Regions from separate parts of the Homo sapiens genome. Here region 1 is linked to region 2. A link is a contact called in ENCODE Hi-C or POLR2A ChIA-PET data. All regions are on one chromosome and are shown on one strand. Each heading gives the region's core, a stretch centred on a gene start or an enhancer-like site at or near the end of the contact. The rest is flanking DNA. Distances are from core to core; before and after follow the strand shown. Region 1 overlaps TRIM33 (tripartite motif containing 33). Region 2 has its middle 160 kb from the start of TRIM33.

The links. Hi-C counts contacts between places; a loop is a spot of excess contacts on that map. ChIA-PET counts read pairs that join two places held with the same protein, here RNA polymerase II (POLR2A). Pooled maps may share reads with other maps.
Region 1: a pooled map shows a loop between it and region 2 (2.8-fold over the local background). The contact joins two enhancer-like sites. A Hi-C loop is called at or near these places in 1 of 168 maps with a recorded cell type or tissue (mesothelial cell of epicardium) and 2 of 50 pooled maps. POLR2A ChIA-PET finds 5 or more read pairs at or near these places in 2 of 52 experiments (activated CD4-positive, alpha-beta T cell and naive thymus-derived CD4-positive, alpha-beta T cell).

What each region holds. Positions count from the first base shown.
Region 1 is chr1:114,480,001-114,485,341 of GRCh38, reverse strand. All of the region lies in intron 1 of TRIM33 (tripartite motif containing 33), which reads left to right. Among named protein-coding and RNA genes, the nearest start is that of TRIM33, 29 kb to the left of the region's middle. RefSeq lists an enhancer at 2,439-2,508. Within about 2 kb of position 2,626, at least 5 of the 41 ENCODE cell types and tissues checked have a DNase peak (open chromatin) inside an H3K27ac peak, as active enhancers do.
Region 2 is chr1:114,343,890-114,349,294 of GRCh38, reverse strand. No RefSeq gene overlaps it. Among named protein-coding and RNA genes, the nearest start is that of TRIM33, 160 kb to the left of the region's middle. RefSeq lists enhancers at 84-584, 3,149-3,649. Within about 2 kb of position 3,039, at least 21 of the 41 ENCODE cell types and tissues checked have a DNase peak (open chromatin) inside an H3K27ac peak, as active enhancers do.

The sequences.
Region 1 (5,341 bases), core at 1,377-3,876, 140 kb before region 2:
TCCCTACTGATATTGAGGAGTAGGAGATTTTTTTTTTCAGTATTTTTAGTTTTAAAAAAAAAATGGGGGCTTCAATTAAAGTCGCCTTTATTTAAGATCCCAGCAGTGGAAATACTGAGTTCTTTTGGTCCTAACATTTTACAGATTATAGTCGTGAGATTATGGAATCATGACTCACTAAATTCATGCTTTTAATTCCTATTCTCTGCAAGGCAGTGTTAGATTATCTCTGCTCTTGGGAGTTTGGAGTTTTGGAGACTTTAATAAACACGTACTTTTTTTTTTTTTAAAAGACAGAGTCTCACTCTGTCTCCCAGGCGGGAGTGCAGTGGTGTGATCTCGGCTCACTGCAACCTCCGCCTCCCAGGTTCAAGTGATTTTCGTGTCTCAGCCTCCCGAGTAGGTGGGATTACAGGCATGTGCCACCACGCCTGGCTATTTTTTTGTGCATTTTTGTATTTCTTATTTTTATTTTTGGAGGTGTAGTCTCACTCTGTCATCCAGGCTGGAGTGCAGTGGTGCGATGTGGGCTCACTGCAACCTCCACCTCCTGGGATCAAGCAATTGTCCTGCCTCAGCCTCCTGAGTAACTGGGACTACTGGTGCACACTGCCATGCCTGGCTAATTTTTCTTTATTTTTAGTAGAGACAGGGTTTCACTGTGTTGCCCAGGCTGGTTTCGAACTCCTGAGCTCAGGCAATCTGTCTGCCTCGGCCTCCCAAAGTGCTAGGATTACAGGAGTGAGCTACCATGCCCAGCCTAATTTTTGTATTTTTAATAGAGATGGGGTTTCACCATGTTGACCAGGCTGGTCTCGAACTCCTGACCTCAGGTGATCCACCCGCCTCAGCCTCCCAAAGTACTGGGATTACAGGTGTGAGCCACCATGCCCAGCCTAAACACACATTTTTAAAGATGAAAAGGATGACCAGTATAATTCTTGCAAATGAAACAATTTGCAGGTCAGAGTCTTGATGGTTAGTTAGCCAAGTTTTTTTTATTTTTTTACCAGTTCAATTAAAAAATTATTTAGAAAAAGTAAAACGTGGGCATGGTTAGAGTTTCAAACAGTATAAAAGAATATAAAATAACTCATTTAAGTCTGTAAGTTTCCAAAGTATGAAATGCTGACTATCTCATCTTTATTATAAAATTTGAAACAACACACTAACAAGCTCTTAAGAGCTCCTTGAATTTTGTCTGGCAGACCATTATTTCAAAATAAAACATCTTTTTGCAAACTCAGTTATGTACATTTTTATTTAGCACAACTGCCTGCTTAACATCTTTTCTTGAGTGACCCAGATGTGTCTCAAATTTACTGTCTCTAAACTTGAACTAATTGTAGTTTCCAAACCTCCACTTACAAACTGTAACAGTCATCTCATTGTTCCGGTTTCCTAAACCAGAAATTTGGGCATCGTTTTCATCTCCTCTTCTAATACTCCTCTACTCCTCAGTCTGTAGTTTTCTAGTAATATTTTATCTGTGATGTCTTTGTCTTATGTCTTTGGTAACAGGGTGATATTGGCCTCTTGAAATATGTTTTTTCTTCTCTATTTTCTAAAGAGTTTGTTTGAGGTTTGTATTATTTCTTCCTTGAGAGAATTCACCATTAAAACCAACTGGGGCCGGGCACGGTGGCTCACACTGTAATCCCAGCACTTTGGGAGGCTGAGGCGGGTGGATTGCCTGAGCTCAGGAGTTTGAAACCAGCCTGGGCAACATGGCGAAACCCCGTCTCTACTAAAAATACAAAAAATTAGCTGAGCGTGGTGGTGGGTGCCTGTAGTTGCAGCTACTCGGGAGGCTGAGGCAGGAGAATCACTTGAACCCAGGAGGCAGAGGTTGCAGTGAGATCATGCCACTGCACTCCAGCCTGGGCCACAGACAGAGACTCCATCTCAAAAAGAAAAAAAAAAAACCCAACTGGGTCTGGACTTTCCTTTTTGTAGATTTTAAATTACTGATCTAGTATTCAGATTGAGTTTTTCTATGTCTTCTTGAGTCAGTTTGGTAAAAATTTTTTTTTTCAAGACAGGGTCTTGCTTTGTAGCCCAGGCTGGGGTGCAGTGGTGTGATCGCAGCTCTCTGCAGCCTTCATCTCATAGGCTCAAGCAGTCCTCTTGCCTCAGCTTCCTGAGTAGCTGGGACTACAAGTGTGCACCATCGCACCTAGCTAATTAAAAAATTATTTTTGTAGAGACAGGGTCCCACTGTGTTACCCAGGCTGGTCTCGAACACCTGGTCTCAAGTGATCCTCCCATCTCAGCCTCCCAAAGTGCTGGGATTACCTAGCTGGTAATTTGTATTTTTAAAGAATTTGACCCATTTTGTTTTAGTGGTCTAACTTGGCATAAGAGGTTCATAGTTCTATTAGTCCATTCTGACACTGCTATAAAGACATACCTGAGACTAGGTAATTTACAAACAAAAGAGGTTTCTCTGGTTCTTCCTGCTGTGCAGGCTTCTGCTTCTGGGGAGGCCTTAAGAAACAATCATGGCAGAAAGTGAAAGGGAAGTTAAGCACATCTTCATACGGCTGACAGGAGGAAGAGAGAGTGAAGGGGGAAGTGCTGCAGACTTTCAAACAACCAGATCTCATGAGAACTCAGTTACTATAATGAGAACAGCAAAGGGGAAATCTGCCCCCGTGATCCAATCACCTCCCACCGGGGCCCTCCTCCAACATTGGAGATTACAATTCAACATGAGATTTGGGTGGGGACACAAATCCAAACCATATCAGTAACATTTTGGCAGGATCTCTTGTTAAGTCTTATATTTCATTTTTGGTTTTGGCACAATGTGCTCTCTTTTCTTTTTAGATCAATACCAATCTGTCTTCTCTATCTCCCCCCATCTCCCTCCCTGCACTCATTTTCCCATCTAGGTAATTGTTTATCAGTTGTTTTCAAAGAACCAGCTTTGAGTTTCGTTCCCCTTTCTTCCCTATTCATAGCTACTCTGATCTTTATTTCGTCCTATGTAATGTTTTCATTTGGTCTTCTTTTTCGAGCTTAATGAGGGGCATGTTGAGATGATTGCTTTTAGATGTTTTTTTCCTTTCTAATATATGTCTTTGAAGCTATACATTTCTCTCTAAGTTCATGGTGTTAAATGTGGTACCTAATGGCCATATGTGACAAAATTAAGCGTAAATGAAATTGATGATTTACTTCCTTAGTCACTGTTGTCACATTTCAGGTATTCAGTAATCATGTGTGGCTGATGGCTGCCATATTAGACAGTGCAGATATAGAACATTTTGTCATGGCAGAAAGTTTTGTTGGACTAATGGCCTGTAATCCCAGCTCTTTGGGAGGCCGAGGTGGGCAGATCACCTGAAGTCAGGAGTTCAAGACCAGCCGCGCCAACATGGTGAAACCCCATCTCTACTAAAAATACAAAAATATTAGCTGGGCATGGTGGCGCACATCTGTAACCTCAGCTACTAGGGGGCTGAGGCAGGAGAATCACTTGAACTGGGTAGGCGGAGGTTGCAGTGAGGTGCGATCACGCCACTGCCCTCCAGCCTGGGCGATAGAGTGAGACTCCATCTCAAAAGAAAAAATAAATGTTTAAGCACTCTTTCAGCTGTATCCCATGGGGAGGAAAAAACCAATATAAAAAAATATATATATACACACATATATATATATATACACACATATATATACACACACACACACACACACACATATATATATAGTTTTTTTTCTTTTTTTTTGTTTTTCTTGGGTTTTTTTTCGGACAGTGTCTCACTCTGTTGCCCAGGCTGGAGTGCAGTGGCGCAATCTCAGCTCACTGCAACCTCTGCCACCCAGATTCAGGCGATTCTCCTGGCTCAGCCTCCTGAGTAGCTGGGATTATAGGCGTGTGCCACCGCACCCAACTAATTTTTATAGTTTTAGTAGAGATGGGGTTTCACCATCTTGGCCAGGCTGGTCTTGAACCCCTGACCTCGTGATCCACCACCTTGGCTTCCCAAAGTGCTAGGATTACAGGCGTGAGCCACCACATCTGGCCTATGGTTTTAATTTTGTGTTTGGTTCATTTACATTTATAATTGTTACATGTATCTGATGTATTGATTCTTTAACATATAAAATGCTTCATTTTACTTAGTAATATGCTTTGAGAATCTTTTTTTCTTCTTTCTTTTTTGGAGACAGAGTCTTACTCTGTTGCCCAGGCTGCAGTGCAGTGGCGTGATCTTGGCTCATTGCAACCTCCGTCTCCTGGGGTTCAAGCTATTCTCCTGTCTCAGCCTCCCGAGTAGCTGGGATTACAGGCATGCGCCACCACACCTGGCTAATTTTTGTATTTTTAGTAGAGACAGGGTTTCACCATGTTGGCCAGACTGGTCTCAAACTCCGGACTCCAAGAATCTTTTTTTTTCTGATGTTAGTGTGACTACTCCAGCTGTCTTATGGCAACAGCTTTCATGATTTTATCTTCTCCTCTCCTTTTACTTTATCCCTATTTATTCATGATTTTATCTTCTCCTCTCCTTTTACTTTATCCCTATTTATGTATTTGAATCTAAAAATGTTTCTTTCAGAGGATATATAGTTGGATTTTACTTTTTATCCAGTTTGACAATCTCTTCTTTTCATTGGAGTGTTTACTCAGTGATATAGTTGGATTTAGGTATGCCATTTTGCTAGTTGTTTTCCGTGTGTCATTTTTGTTCTTTTCCTTCTTTACTGAGACTTCTATGTTTACCAATATTTTTAGTGTACCTTAAAATTTTCTTTTAGTTTTTGTTTTAGTTTTAACTCTTGCAATTATGATATCTCTCTTTTTTTTTTTTTTTAAGGCGGGGCAGGGCCTTTTCACTTCTTTTTTTTTTTTTTTTTTTAAATTGATCATTCTTGGGTGTTTCTCGCAGAGGGGGATTTGGCAGGGTCATAGGACAATAGTGGAGGAAGGTCAGCAGATAAACAAGTGAACAAAGGTCTCTGGTTTTCCTAGGCAGAGGACCCTGCGGCCTTCCGAAGTGTTTGTGTCCCTGGGTACTTGAGATCAGGGAGTGGTGATGACTCTTAAGGAGCATACTGCCTTCAAGCATCTGTTTAACAAAGCACATCTTGCACCGCCCTTAATCCATTTAACCCTGAGTGGACACAGCACATGTTTCAGAGAGCACAGGGTTGGGGGCAAGGTCATAGATCAACAGCATCCCAAGGCAGAAGAATCTTTCTTAGTACAGAACAAAAATGGAGTCTCCTATGTCTACTTCTTTCTACACAGACACAGCAACGATCTGATTTCTCTATCTTTCCCCACATTTCCCCCTTTTCTATTCCACAAAACCGCCATCATCATCATGGCCTG
Region 2 (5,405 bases), core at 1,790-4,289:
GCAGCATGGGGACTTCAGCTGAAGGATCCTGCTGTAGGGCAAGACCAAGAAGTTGAGTGAGGGTCTTGGAAGGCTAAAGTTACAAGGAGGTAGAAACTATCTAGAGGCAGAAGCTATAGGACAGAGAAAAGGTAAATAAGGGAGAGTAAAAGAAGCAGCAGCGAGTCTTAGTTTGAGGAACGGAGTAGACATTCAGGGCTGAGGCCGGCCGCTGAGCACGGTGGAGTGCTTGGCTGGTCCCAAGAGCCACTCCTCCCATCCCAGCTCCAGGGCTTGGAACGTTATGGTCCTGGGTTAGTCTGTAACTCTCTATGCTCCTTGCAACCCAAGTAGCTTAACTGAAACCTATCACCTCTCCTGTGCCACCAAAAATCTTAGGTTGTTGCAAGTCAGGACCGGGCAGCTTCAGAATGGTTGGACCCAGGGGCAGAGAGCAGGCACTGTTCCTACAGTTGGCAACACCTGTGGAATGGTGGCCACGAAGATCCCTGTTTGGCCAGGATTCCTGTGCTCAGGCTGTCTTTGTTCAGCCTGGTGGGGACACTCGGTGCCCAGCCCACAAGATGGGCCTCCCACTCAGGGCAGTTAGGCATGGCCTGAGGACACCCGAACGTTTCCCTCAGGAGCCTGGGAGCCTGCTGAAGACTGGCCAACAGGCCTCGTGTCTGCTCAACCCATCCTCCCACCTTGCCATGTGTCTGCCTCTGCCCAGCCCCCAGCCCTTCAGGCTCTGAGCCTCCTCCTTCAAGTCCGCCTTCATCCTGAGTTTTCAGGAGAGACACGTCTCAGGTGTAGGCACAGGGGAACCATCCCTGAAGGACAAAGAGAACCAAAGCAGTTTTGACAAAGAGCACTCAGGAAGCTGAGAGGAAAAACATTTGAGATGGCAGATGAAAGATGTTATGTGAATGCAACACATTAGAGTGGTTATGGTTGTCAGAAAAAAATAATAAATGAGCAAATTTGAAAGCCAACTGACTAAAGTCTTTGAACCACACCACATATACCAGTAAAATACAAATAATATTGGATCTTGAAATACGTACTCTTTCCTTTAGTGGGGAGTCTATTATTAGGTAGAGCTTCCCAGAAATTCCATAGGGTCTTCTCTAGTTCTTTAGTAAAAACACCATTTTGTAATTATTTGATAATTACAATGGATTCATTTATTATATTTCCAAGTCATCAGGTGTGGCATCTGGGGAGAAGTCAAACAAAGGAAGCTGGGAGCTCCCCCACGGTATGAGGCCCTGTGGAGAGAGGAGGCTAATGTAATATTAATAGAACTGGCAGAGCAGGGCAGAATCGGGAACGTATTCAGGGCCTGAGGCTGAGTGGCTGCCTGCAGACGCTGCTTTGGGGTTCCTAAGGCAGGTCATTCAAAGATGACATTCCCTTAAGAAATCATCAGACCACACCTCTCAGTTTGGGGCTTGGAGAATGCAGCTCCTGAGATGGGGTCTGCAGGTCATGATGGGGAGAGGAGTGGGATGGAGCTCAGGGCTGGTTTGGGTGGAAGCTCAGTGCCCAGGGGTTGCCCGTCCACGGCAATGCTCACACCCAACACAGCACATGATGCCTTCTTCTTGGCAATGGCCCTTCTGCTTTCTGTACAATCACAGTCCAGAAGCATTAGAGCTTCACGAAACCTCAGAGATATGGTCAGTCGCCTCCTCAGGGGAGGCACCCAGGGCTAGTGCCCTGCCTAGGGTTTCATAGGTGGTGGCAGGCCCAGGCCCAGAACATACATCTCCAGACGCTGGTCTGAAGTGCTTGCCATCAAGCCTAGTCCTACATCTGCTGGGACCCCAGTGCTGTGGGGAAGGGATCTGGTGCTGTGGGGAAGGGATCTGGTGCTGTGGGGAAGGGATCTGGTGCTGTCCGGAAGAGATCTGGTGCTGTCCATACCCATCCGCGTGTAAATGTTGTGTGGCTGGTACAGTTTAGTAAGGAAAGTGTCAAAGAAAGGCAGTGTGAATATTGGTCTGCGAGGTATCAGCGAGCCAGTAAGCAAAGAACTTGGGAGGTGCGTGCTCTCTCTCTCTCTGACACACACACACACACACACACACACACACACACACACACAGCAAATTTCGGGAGGCAAAAAGCTGTGGGATTGGAGTTGGAGAGCTCAATTTCTGTGAGATCTTAATGAGATGGTTCTGAGAATCTTCAAAAGCTAGACAATTACAAGACACTGGAATTAAAGTTTTGCAAATACCTGAGGGAGAATACTAGCTCAGGCCCTCAAAAGGTAATCACCTGTCCTGAGCAGCCAGGACCGGAGGGTCCTGGGCCAGAAGACCCTCAGGGCAAGGGGCCATTGCAAAGACGATCATGACCATGATTACCGTCATGATTGTTATCCTCGGAGAGGGGCTGCCTGCCACAGGGAATGTGCGATGGTTTCAATCTGAAAACAATCCCTGAGCTGCATGTTCAGGTAAACTCATGCTCTAGAAGCAAGGTGCTGTCGTGCAAGTTGCTGGCACAGCCTTCCGCAGCCTTCTTGCAATTCCGGGCTGCACCCGCGAGGGCTAGCGTCACGGTCCCTCTTCTGAGGCGCGCTGGCGCCCTCTAATGGACACTGCCGAACAGGACGCCACGGCGCTGCTGAGGCGCGATGGCTGCGAGGCCGCTAGGGGCGCTTGCAGGCGGCACAGACTGGTGGAGCCGAGTGACGCGGCCGCCAGAGGTTTGGGCCGATTTTGGAGACCGGTGATTAGGTTTCTTTCTGCCTGATTCAGTCCTGCTAAGTTAAAACGTGCAATAATCCCTTACTGCCAAGGCACACGTTTCTCTGTGTTTCAGGGGTATCAAAAGCATTTGCTAAACAAGTCAAACCCGTCGTTCTTTCGGTCTATTCTATCAGTGCCTGGAGAGGAATCTGGAAGAAGGAGGTGGAGAAGGAAGGAAGGGCGTGGAGGGTGAAGACGGCCCTGTGTTCCCCTGGGCTGGCCCGGCCCTCCTTTCCCAGAGCTTTTCCCCCTCTCGCCGTCACTCCCGGGGGCCCTGGGCCAGGAGGGAAGGGGGATGGAGGGGAGGATGGGATCCCAGGGGAGGGTCTGGGTGCGCGCCCCCACTGCAGGGCAGGTGACTTCGGAGGCGCTGGAGCCAGCGGAGCGCAGGCCTGTCATGCAAGCCGACCCTGCGGTGGGAGGAAAAGCGGTCTCTCGGGGGAAGGCTCCTGGCAGAGGCCTTTCCCTTGATCGGCTCACTTGGCTCTTCTGGCAATGCGGTGCCCTTCGCAGGCAACTTTCCAGGGGTCAGAATCACAGTACGCCAGCCCTGGTTTACTCCCCACAAGCGTCTCAGTCCATCACTCTGCTTTGTGTTGTGCTTGCTCTGAGGCCCAGGCTCATCCTGTACAGGCCTCATCCAGTAGCTCAACATCTGTCTCCATTCCCTCTCCCTGTCCTTTCCCCAGAACCTCCCACCAAGAACGCTGGTCTCCTATTGCTTTCACAATAGGTCTTGATGGCCCAGAAAACCCGAGCGCAACTCTATGGCATCCAAAAATGTGTTCCCCATTACTACAGGCAGGGGAGAGCTGGGTCTTTAAACACCCTGGAGGTGAGGGGCATACACGTGTGCCTTCCTGCCTTAGAGTAGGCGGAATCCTAAGACATTAAAGAAAAGAAAACAAGACAGCTGATTTCTGAATTAAGCCGGATTAAAATTCATACTAAGCTGTACTATTAATTTAAAAAGCTCTTATTTACGGTCTACTAGACACTGGGCACTTTAAATTCAATAAATTATCTCTCTCTCTTTTTTGTTTTTGTTTTTGTTTTTGTTTTTGAGTCGGAGTCTCACTCTGTTGCCCAGGCTGGAGTGCAGTGGCGCGATCTCGGCTCACTCAGCCTCCACCTCCTGGGTTCAAGCGATTTTCTTGCCTCAGCCTCCTGAGTAACTGAGATTATAAGCACGTGCCCCCATGCCCCATGGCTATTTTTTTTTTTTTTGTATTTTTTGTAGAGATGGGGTTTCGCCATGTTGCCCAGGCTGGTCTCTAACTCCTGACCTCAAGTGATCCACCCCCCTTGGCCTCCCAAAGTGCTGGGATTACGGTGTGAGCCACCACGCCCAGCCTAAATTTAATAAATTCTCACAACAAGCAAGTTAAGTACTGTTTTCTCTGTTTTCTACATGAGAAAACTGGTAATCAGAGAGGTTAAAGACTTGTGCAAAACTACACAGCTCTCGATGTCAGTTGAAATAGGTAGGTTATGCTGCCTTAATAAATAGCCCCCATATTCCAGTGGCTCATGTTAAACCAGTCGTGGTTTATTTCCTATAAACATTCCATGTGCCTCACTCTGCTCTGTGCTGTGCTTGCTTGGAGGCCCAGACTAATGGGGCCGCCAGTTGTGGGACATTGCTGGGTGCTGGGTCAGAGACCAGAGAGCTCTGGCGGGTCCCATCAGCAACTGCAGGCTCTGGCCCAAGGGGCAGGTGGGCTTGGCTCACAACTCCCTGCCTGAACAAGATTCTCTACCCTTTCAGCCTCATGGGAACCCAGAGATGCAACTCTACTAAGTGTCCAAGCAGAGACCCCCTGATGCTGGTGGTTAAATCCTTGGTGATTAAAGACGGGACAGAGGGTGGCTTCCCCTCCCTACCTCTGGGTCTCACTCGACTTCCCCTCCCTTCTCCTTTCCTCCCTTCCCCTTCCCGCCCATGTCTCTCCCATCTCTGCTTCTCTCTATATCATAAAACCATTCACAGTTTTCTCATGGGTTAACCCATGAGAAATACAAATAGATGCAAGTTCTCAGGGTGTATTCAATTCATTCTAAATATCACTAAATGAAACTGTCAGTGATGGAAACTACACTGGATAAAATTTGTCACTGAGTAAAACAGAATAAATCTACTTGACCAAATTTACAAAATTTGATTGGAGAAAAAATGGTTACGAAAATTCCCAGTTGCAGATGCTGTAACTGGTAGAATCCATGGGCCAAAAGCTGATGATGAAGCATCTTAGAATTTAAATGAAAAAAATTATTGCCAATGAGAATAATTTCAATAATGTGAAAATGAAAAAATGGAGAAAATTGGAAACTGTTTAACTGCACAGAATGGAAAATGGATTAAGAAATTAAATTGGGGCCAGGTGTGGTGGCTCATGCCTATAATCCCAGCACTTTGGGAGGCCCAGGCAGGCAGATCACTTGAGGTCAGGAGTTCGAGACCTGCCTGGCCAACATGGTGAAATCCCGTCTCTACTAAAAATACAAAAATTAGCCAGATGTGGTAGCACACGCCTGTAATCCCAGCTACTAGGGAGGCTGAGGCAGGAGAATTGCTTGAATCCAGGGGACGGAGGTTGCAGTGAGCCGAGATCATGCCATTGCACTCCAGCCTGGGTGACAGAGTAAGACTCCGTCTCAAAAAAA